Linked DNA regions of Homo sapiens: region 2 is linked to region 1. A link is a contact called in ENCODE Hi-C data. All regions are on one chromosome and are shown on one strand. Each heading gives the region's core, a stretch centred on a gene start or an enhancer-like site at or near the end of the contact. The rest is flanking DNA. Distances are from core to core; before and after follow the strand shown. Region 1 overlaps USP13 (ubiquitin specific peptidase 13). Region 2 has its middle 38 kb from the start of LINC02031.

Region 1 (3,912 bases), core at 554-3,053:
AGCATTTGTTCCTATAATCATATAGTGGCAGATTTACTCATTAATGTTCTTTCCAGACCTAACATGTACGTATTCATATACAGATAGAAAGAGACGGTGGGAGGGAACTGTCTTCTTCTTTTTTTTAATATAAAATAGGAATTTCATCACTGAAACTGTTTCAATGCCAACTGGATAAGAAAGGATGAGATGTCGTTCTCCCAATTTCCATACTCATTTAAAGTATCTGGTATTACTTTTCAGAAATTACTAGCTTGCCTAAAATATTTAAAGCTGTAACAGACAGGTTACTCAATAATGTATGAGCAGGATTTATCACTTATTACACATCCATCAGTTCACTGCTTCATTGATTTTCCATAATGGGCATTTCCTTGGAGAGGATGAGTCCCTGCGGAAGGAATTAACCACAAGATGGGGCTGTTGTAAAGCTGCCAAGGTTTGGCTGCAGAGGGAAGGCGGGTCTGATCTTTAGGGTTTCCTTTCTTCTGATGGAGCTCGGAGGCAGCAGCCACTCTCTCACAGATGGTCAGTAATGATAAAGAACAGCCACATCATCTCCTCAGGGCTTACTCTACCTCAGAGTGATCTGTAGATATTCCTGCCACTGCTGGATTTTGAGGTGCATCCTTGAATAGGATGCTGCCAGGTACCCTTTAAGGCACTATGGGTCAACCAAGGGATTGAGGGTGAGAGTAGCGAAGGAGCACTATGAGATGCACTTAGAAATCGCATGCAAGATATGCAGGATATAAAGGCAGTAGTAGATGAAACATTTAATTATGAAGACAGAAAACAGAAACCTAATTTGCCAAATGCATTTTGAGTTTGATTTTACAGAACCACAAATGTTTTCAAAGTAGCTTCCCCAGCACTGTGCCTGGCCCATGGTGAGTGATCAGCAAATAACTGATTGAATGAAGAATTAAGTGAATGCCAGGAGGTAATAGACTTTGATAGCATTTTTGCTGCTTCCACAAAGTTCTATATAGAGGGGTTGGCAGTATACTACTATGTTACATTGCATGAATCAAAGGGAGGGGAAAACATGACTTCCTGTACTTTACTATATTAGCACACAAACTCATATTGTGAGTTGTTGCTTTCTTTTTCCTTTGTAAAAAAATTAACACTTATATTGAAGGATATATATTAATTTTAGCAACTTAAGGAAATATAGATATATGAAAAGACAAAATTAAAAATTACAATCTTACTCCCCGGCAATAATGACAAAATAATGTTTTGTTTATATTCTCTAGACCTTTTTAGACAAATGTATAAAAATGAATATAAATCTAAGGTTGTTTAAATATAACATTCTATTCTATATATACATTGCTATTTTGTGACTTGCTTTTCCTTTAATGTAATTAACATGTGATTAACATGTGATGAGGCTATGATTAGCCTGTGAGTTATGTAGGTGTACATGTATATACATCTATATTGTTGAACATATATTAACAATATTCTATTATAAACATGTACCATAGTTTATATACCTAATTCTAGGTTAATTAGGTATCATTTAAATAAAAGACCACATTATTACAGAAAGAGTTTCAAATAATGAAGATATTTCCACATTCAGAAGATGACCACTATGATTTTTAAATAATGAGGTTTTTTTGAGACAGAGTTTTGCTCTGTTCCCCAGGCTGGAGTGCAGTGGCATGATCTTGGCTCATTGCAGCCTTTGCCTCCTGGGTTCAAGTGATTCTCATGCCTCAGCCTCTCGAGTAACTGGCATTACAGGCATGCACCATCATACCTGGCTAATTTTTTGTATTTTTAGTAGAGACGGAATTTCGCCATGTTGCCCAGGCTGGTCTCCAACTCCTGAGCTCAGGCAGTCTGCCCACCTCTGCCTCTCGAAGTGTTAGGATTACAGGTGTGAGCCACTGCGCCTGGCCAAATAATGAGTTTCTTAAAGGATGAATTCAATTCACAGAAGTACAGCATATGCCTAATGTAATCCCTATCCAGGGAATAAAAGCTTGTTCAGCATTTTCCTCCTTCCATCCCTTCCTTCTTTCCTTCTTCTACTAAAAATAATATTGTGATAAACAGCCTTGGGCCTTCATTTGATTATTTGTTAAGGGAAGTTTCTGGAAGGGAAGTTTGTGAGTGAAAAATACATATTTTTAAGGTTTTAATGCAGATTACCATCACGTGACTCTCCACAAACACAGCAGGGGGCCACATCCTGGTCACACTGGTGACTTTCCGGTTTCCCCAACGTTCCCCAGCAGTGCTTTTGGTTGAGTGCTTTTTATATTTTTTGTATCTTTATTGCCTAGTTATTTTTCTTCTCGTGTTAACAGCTTATTTCCTTTGGCCAGTTTCCCACTTTTATTGAGGTTGTCAGCTTTCTTTTATTGATTTTTATGAGAGTTTCATGTACTGTAGATTAGTTTGGGAATACCTGATCACTTTACAATATTGAGTTTTTCTAGCCAGAAACATATGCTTCTCCTTTGATTTATTCGCCCCTTTTCTAACTCTTGCAAAGCTGTATGGTTTTCTTCATAAATATGCTAGGCATTTCTAGTTTAGTTATATCTCGAAATTACATTTTCACTGTTACTTATGAATACAAATTTTCCCCATTGTATATTAAACATTGCTGCTAAATTATATAAAGGTACCGATTTTGTAATTGGCCATTCTCTAGGGGTTTGACTGGCATTACATTAAATTTATAGGTTAACCTGGGAAGATGTGTGTTCTGTTTAGCTAGGTTGTTTAAATTCCCAAGTCATTTCTTTTTACTTTTTCTGGTTGGTGAATTGACTGAGGTATATGACTTGAGAATTTTTTTTTTTTTTGAGATGGAGTCTCGCTCTGTCGCCAGGCTGGAGTGCAGTGGCGCCATCTCAGCAAACTGCAACCTCCAACTCCCTGGTTCAAGCTATTCTCCTGCCTCAGCCTCTGGAGTAGCTAGGATTACAGGCACGCGCCACCACACCCAGCTAATTTTTATACTGTTTTTAGTACAGATGGGGTTTCACCATGTTGGCCAGGATGGTCTCCATTTCCCGACCTTGTGATCTGCCTGCCTTGGCCTCCCAAAGTGCTGGGATTACAGGTGTGAGCCACTGCACCCAGCTGAGAATATTGAATACAATTAAAGAGTAGGGGTAATTGGTGTTTGAGGAACCAAAACAAACAAAATAAAAACAACTTCAGTTTTCAGGGTTTTAAGTGGCAAGAAGTCCAAGACAAATCTGTCTAAGCAAAAAGGGAAATATTTTCTCATGAAAGCTGGCAAGTCCTGGGGGCACTGGGCTGCAGGCCTGCCGTGATTCAGGACTCAAATCCTTTTAGCTGGATGGGCCCCTTGGCTCTGCTTCCTCTAGGTTGGTTCCAGTCCCAGACAGGCTCTCCCTAATGGCACAAGATGGCTGCAGCGCCTCCCACAACTATATCTTTCCAGGTTAAAATCTAGCTAAGTCTTGTCCCAGAGTTCTCAGCAAAGGTCCTGAGAGCCTGAGACTCTGTGAGACTCCGTTATGTGCCCTGTCCTACTCCAAGTCACTGAGGCAGGTTGATTCAGGCCTGCATTATGGGCCTCACTCCTAGAACCTGAGGGTGGAGACATCTTCCATCCTCTCACCTGAGCTGAGAAGGGACAGGTTGATCTCCTTCAAGCACTGGTTCAAGTGTGGTTCGGACTAATAGAATCACCTGAGAACTTGTTAGGACTGATGTTGCCCCACTTCAGACCTGCTGAATTAGGAACTCTGGGTGAGGCCCAGTAATCTGTGTTTTAACAGGACATCCAGGTGATTCTGATGCAGCTTAAACTTGAGAATTACCACCTTAAAAGCAGTGTTAGGTTACTGTTGCTTTAAGAAGGAGGGTCGTGGCTACTGGGACTTTGTCACACCAGGTTAACACTGAAATAAT
Region 2 (3,789 bases), core at 871-3,370, 2.9 Mb after region 1:
TAGTTTTTAACTTCTGTACCATGCTTTTATTTCTGGTAATATTTATCTTTTTAAAAATAAATCTAAGGCATAATCTCTCTCTCCATTAGATACCTGTTATGGACTGAATTGCATGCCCCCAAAATGAATATGTTGAAGTTCCAACCTCAGTACCTCCAAATCTCACAATATATGGAGATAAAGTCTTTAAAGAGGTCATTAGGTTAAAATCAGATGTTTAAAGGGTGCTTACCCAATATGACTTGGGTCCTCATAAAAAGAAGAAATTTCAACAAAACATGCATGAACAGAGAACAGGCCATCTGAGGACACAGCAAGAAGTTCATCTGCAAGCCAAGCAGAGAGGCCTCAGAATAGACCAAACCTACTGACACCTTCAACTTGGACTTCTAGCCCTCAGAACTGTGAGAAAATACGTTCGTATTGTTTAAGCCATCTTGTCTGCAGTGTTTTGTTATGGCAGCCCTGACAAACCAATAGAATATCCATACTCATAAAGTTTTTCATTGTTGCTGTGTCAAATAATTATACCCATTTCCAACTCATGGTCCCCAAAACTTGTCACTTCAACCAAAACCAGGTGAGATATAAAAGGGAATTACACATTCAGTTGGAAGGAGATACATACAGAAAACCCCTTAAAAACCGGGATCTTTTTTCTATTCATATCTTTCATAATAGTGAATCAGAAAAAGGTAAATTAAAGGTTGTTTGGGAAATTGACAGATCTTTCTTTGGTATGATACCAGGCTCAAGATCCTGTGCTTGTCAGACTAAGACTAAGATTGTACTACCTTTTTACTCCATGTGTTATATCCTGAAAAAAATTCCAAGTCCAGGGAAAAACTTGATAAATAGAAGAATGAAAATGTGCTGTCCAAAATATGTAAAAATACCACAAAACAGATTGTAGAGTATTGTCTATAGCCATTTAACTTGCATGTGTGATAAAGAGTATCATCCAAATATAACCTTATGAAATTTTTTTTAACTTCTAGAAGTCAAAAAGTACCCAAACACACACACATACACACAAACTTATGCTTTGTAGACGGGAGGGAGGTTTGCCATATGTGCGACAAACCGAAGGTTAAATCCTTATTACCTAAAACACAGCTTATAAATTCATAAGAAAAAGATAACTTATCATAATAAATGAATAATATTAAGCAATTCACAAAACAAGAAATTCAAATGTTCTACTAACTTTTTATTCTTTTATTCATTCAATCAATATCTATTGGGCATTTGGTATGTGCTCAGCATAATACAAGACACCAGGTACATGGTGATGAGCAAAAACTGGCCCTTCTCTGTAATTATTCGCAATATAATATTAAACCCAACTTACAATAAAAGAAATTCAAAATAAAATGGTGCCAGGGAATAATCAGACAAGTGTAGAATTGCATACAAAAATATTAATTGAGCTATTATAATAAGGAAAACTTGAAACTACCTTAATGTTTATTAATTCACTGTAAGTTAAATAAATGGATATAGACACTAAATTTGTCCCTAAAAATATGTAATGTCATTGGACAATTCCCACTGCAAAATATGATGGAAAAAAGCATGTGATACTGATGTTTAGATATATGCAAATTTCATATTTTCTACAGTAAAAGTATTATTCTAATAATTAAGGAAAACGCTTTTTAAACAACCAACATGAATGCTTTTGACAGGGATGCCATCGTGTAAGTTAATTGCCAAATAAACTAAATAAACTTTTTTTTTTACTATTATTCTTCAGTTGACAAATAAAAACTGTATAATTTACATTGTATGACATAATGTTTTGAAATATACATAAATATGCTTTCTTGGATGCTCACAATTTGGGTACACTTTGGAGCATACTGGAAAATGCTCCTAACGTTGGAAGCAACACAGTCCCCTTACTTGAGCGATAAAATGTTACTTTGTTCCTTAAATTAAAGAAAGGTTCGAAGTTTAGTTTGACATTCACCTCTGCCTTTATAAAACAAACACAGCCTATAAAATAACTTAAACGCCCAGAGTGCCGAGTTTCGTCGGGCCCTGGCTGCGCCGGGCCGAGCCCTGCCCCGCGGAGGTCGCCGCCCAGCACGGTCTGCAGATGGCAGCCTCTCGCGGAAAGCCCCGCAACGCCGCTTCCTGCCTGGGGGCGGCACTTGGGGCCCGCGCCGGGGTTTCAGAAACCTGTTCGAGCCGTTCCTTTATGGCGGAACGTTCTTATTTAGTAAATATTTATTCCACTCCCCGAGGACCCAGCACTAATCACTGCCACTTCTCTTTAATAATAAATGGTGAACTTCAAATGCGGCAGAACTCAGCCGGCTAATCAGTGCTCGCCGGGAGGTGCAAAACTGTCTGAAGCCCACCGGTGGACATGAAAGACGGAACATTTCCTGTTCCAGCTCTCGGTGGCCCAGAATAAACTTCAGCCGAATGAGAGGATGTCTAGGCGGCCGCCCCCCGCGCGCCGGCCCGGGAGCCCGGGTTCCATCTGCCCGCGGCCCGGAGGTGCGCCCCTGCCCGCTTCGCCCCGGGGACCCTCGGAACCCGCGGCTCTGCCCTCCACACAATCTGGGCTGCCGCTCCCTTGGGCTTTTCGTGAAAGCTTCCTTTTAAATTCGCTGTTTGGTCGCAAGCCATTTAGCCCTTTCCGTGGGCCCGGGCGAGGGGCGGAGAGCGGAGAGCGACCCGAGCTCCTGGGAACCTGGGGGCTCCGCGCTGGGGACTCCAGGCCGCCCGCCTCGGCTCTGGCCAAGGGGTCAGCACGTGGGGTGGCGTTTGCCCCAGCATTCCAGCCCTTTGGTCTCCAAAGGCTTTTTGTATTCACTAGGGAAGGTAAGGGCCGCCCCTTTAATGGTTGCATTTTGGAATGTAACAAACTATGAGGACCACCCGGTACGCTTGCGTTGGCATCATACGAGCCCCGCGGTCCCACCGTCACCCACGGCTGATTTGGAAATGCCACGGGGCCTTTGGACATATGGAAAGACTTTTGGCCCAGACACAATAATAAAAATATTCAAAACGTCTTGAGACATAACTCATTTATCTACAATTCTGTTTACTCAAGGTGTAATTTTCATTCTATATTGCCCATTCTGGTGAAGACATGAGTGTTTGAAGCGGGCTGACTATAGTTTTATGATAAGCCATATTTTAGCTTTAAATAAGAACTGCATTGCCTCCAAAGTATTCCATCTTTTGTGTAACAGAGACCCACAGATCCTAAGTGAAATTTGTTCTCAAATTTAACACATTTCTGTAACATATTTAAACCTGAGTTAATTTAGAATGGGTTGCTGGCACCACTGGGATTGATACTGAAATGGTTTTGCCTCATTCACATCGAGCCCTGCAAATGTACTTTAAATTCTACGCTCTTAATAATCCCTAGGCATGGAGAAAAGATTGGAAGTTCTTTTTCTACAACCGCTCACTGAAAACAACACAGTGCACGGTTTCAGTGATGAGCTTGGAGTGCCCCTCTGTGGAAGAAGGTGGGCACTGCAATTTTTCTTTCCTAAATTGACTTGCCGGTGTCTTAGGAACTGTGGTTCTTTACCTCTGCCAACCATGAAATTCGATGTTACTTTTCCATTAACTTTTGTGGATTGAACCTCACTCCTTGTTTTATATAGAAACTTAAATATGTGTTGAAAATAATGAATGAATCTTCTTGTCTCTCCTGCCCCCAAAGCTTTCCAACTGATGATAAAAGATGAGAACATTTTCTTGCAAAGCCCAAAGCTGTGTTAGTACCTATTCTGACATTTAGGACTAGACAGAATG

Evidence for each region. A loop is a pair of places that touch in the nucleus more often than their neighbours do. Pooled maps may share reads with other maps.
Region 2: a loop to region 1 is called in a map of CD8-positive, alpha-beta T cell, with 3 times the contacts of the local background. The contact joins two enhancer-like sites. A Hi-C loop is called at or near these places in 2 of 168 maps with a recorded cell type or tissue (CD8-positive, alpha-beta T cell and naive thymus-derived CD4-positive, alpha-beta T cell) and 5 of 50 pooled maps.

Annotation. Positions count from the first base shown.
Region 1 is chr3:179,767,793-179,771,704 of GRCh38, forward strand. The region is part of intron 19 of USP13 (ubiquitin specific peptidase 13); the gene reads left to right. Among named protein-coding and RNA genes, the nearest start is that of USP13, 120 kb to the left of the region's middle. Within about 2 kb of position 1,804, at least 3 of the 41 ENCODE cell types and tissues checked have a DNase peak (open chromatin) inside an H3K27ac peak, as active enhancers do.
Region 2 is chr3:182,680,276-182,684,064 of GRCh38, forward strand. No RefSeq gene overlaps it. Among named protein-coding and RNA genes, the nearest start is that of LINC02031, 38 kb to the left of the region's middle. RefSeq lists silencers at 1,987-2,056, 2,467-2,536 and enhancers at 2,207-2,256, 3,381-3,430. Within about 2 kb of position 2,121, at least 4 of the 41 ENCODE cell types and tissues checked have a DNase peak (open chromatin) inside an H3K27ac peak, as active enhancers do.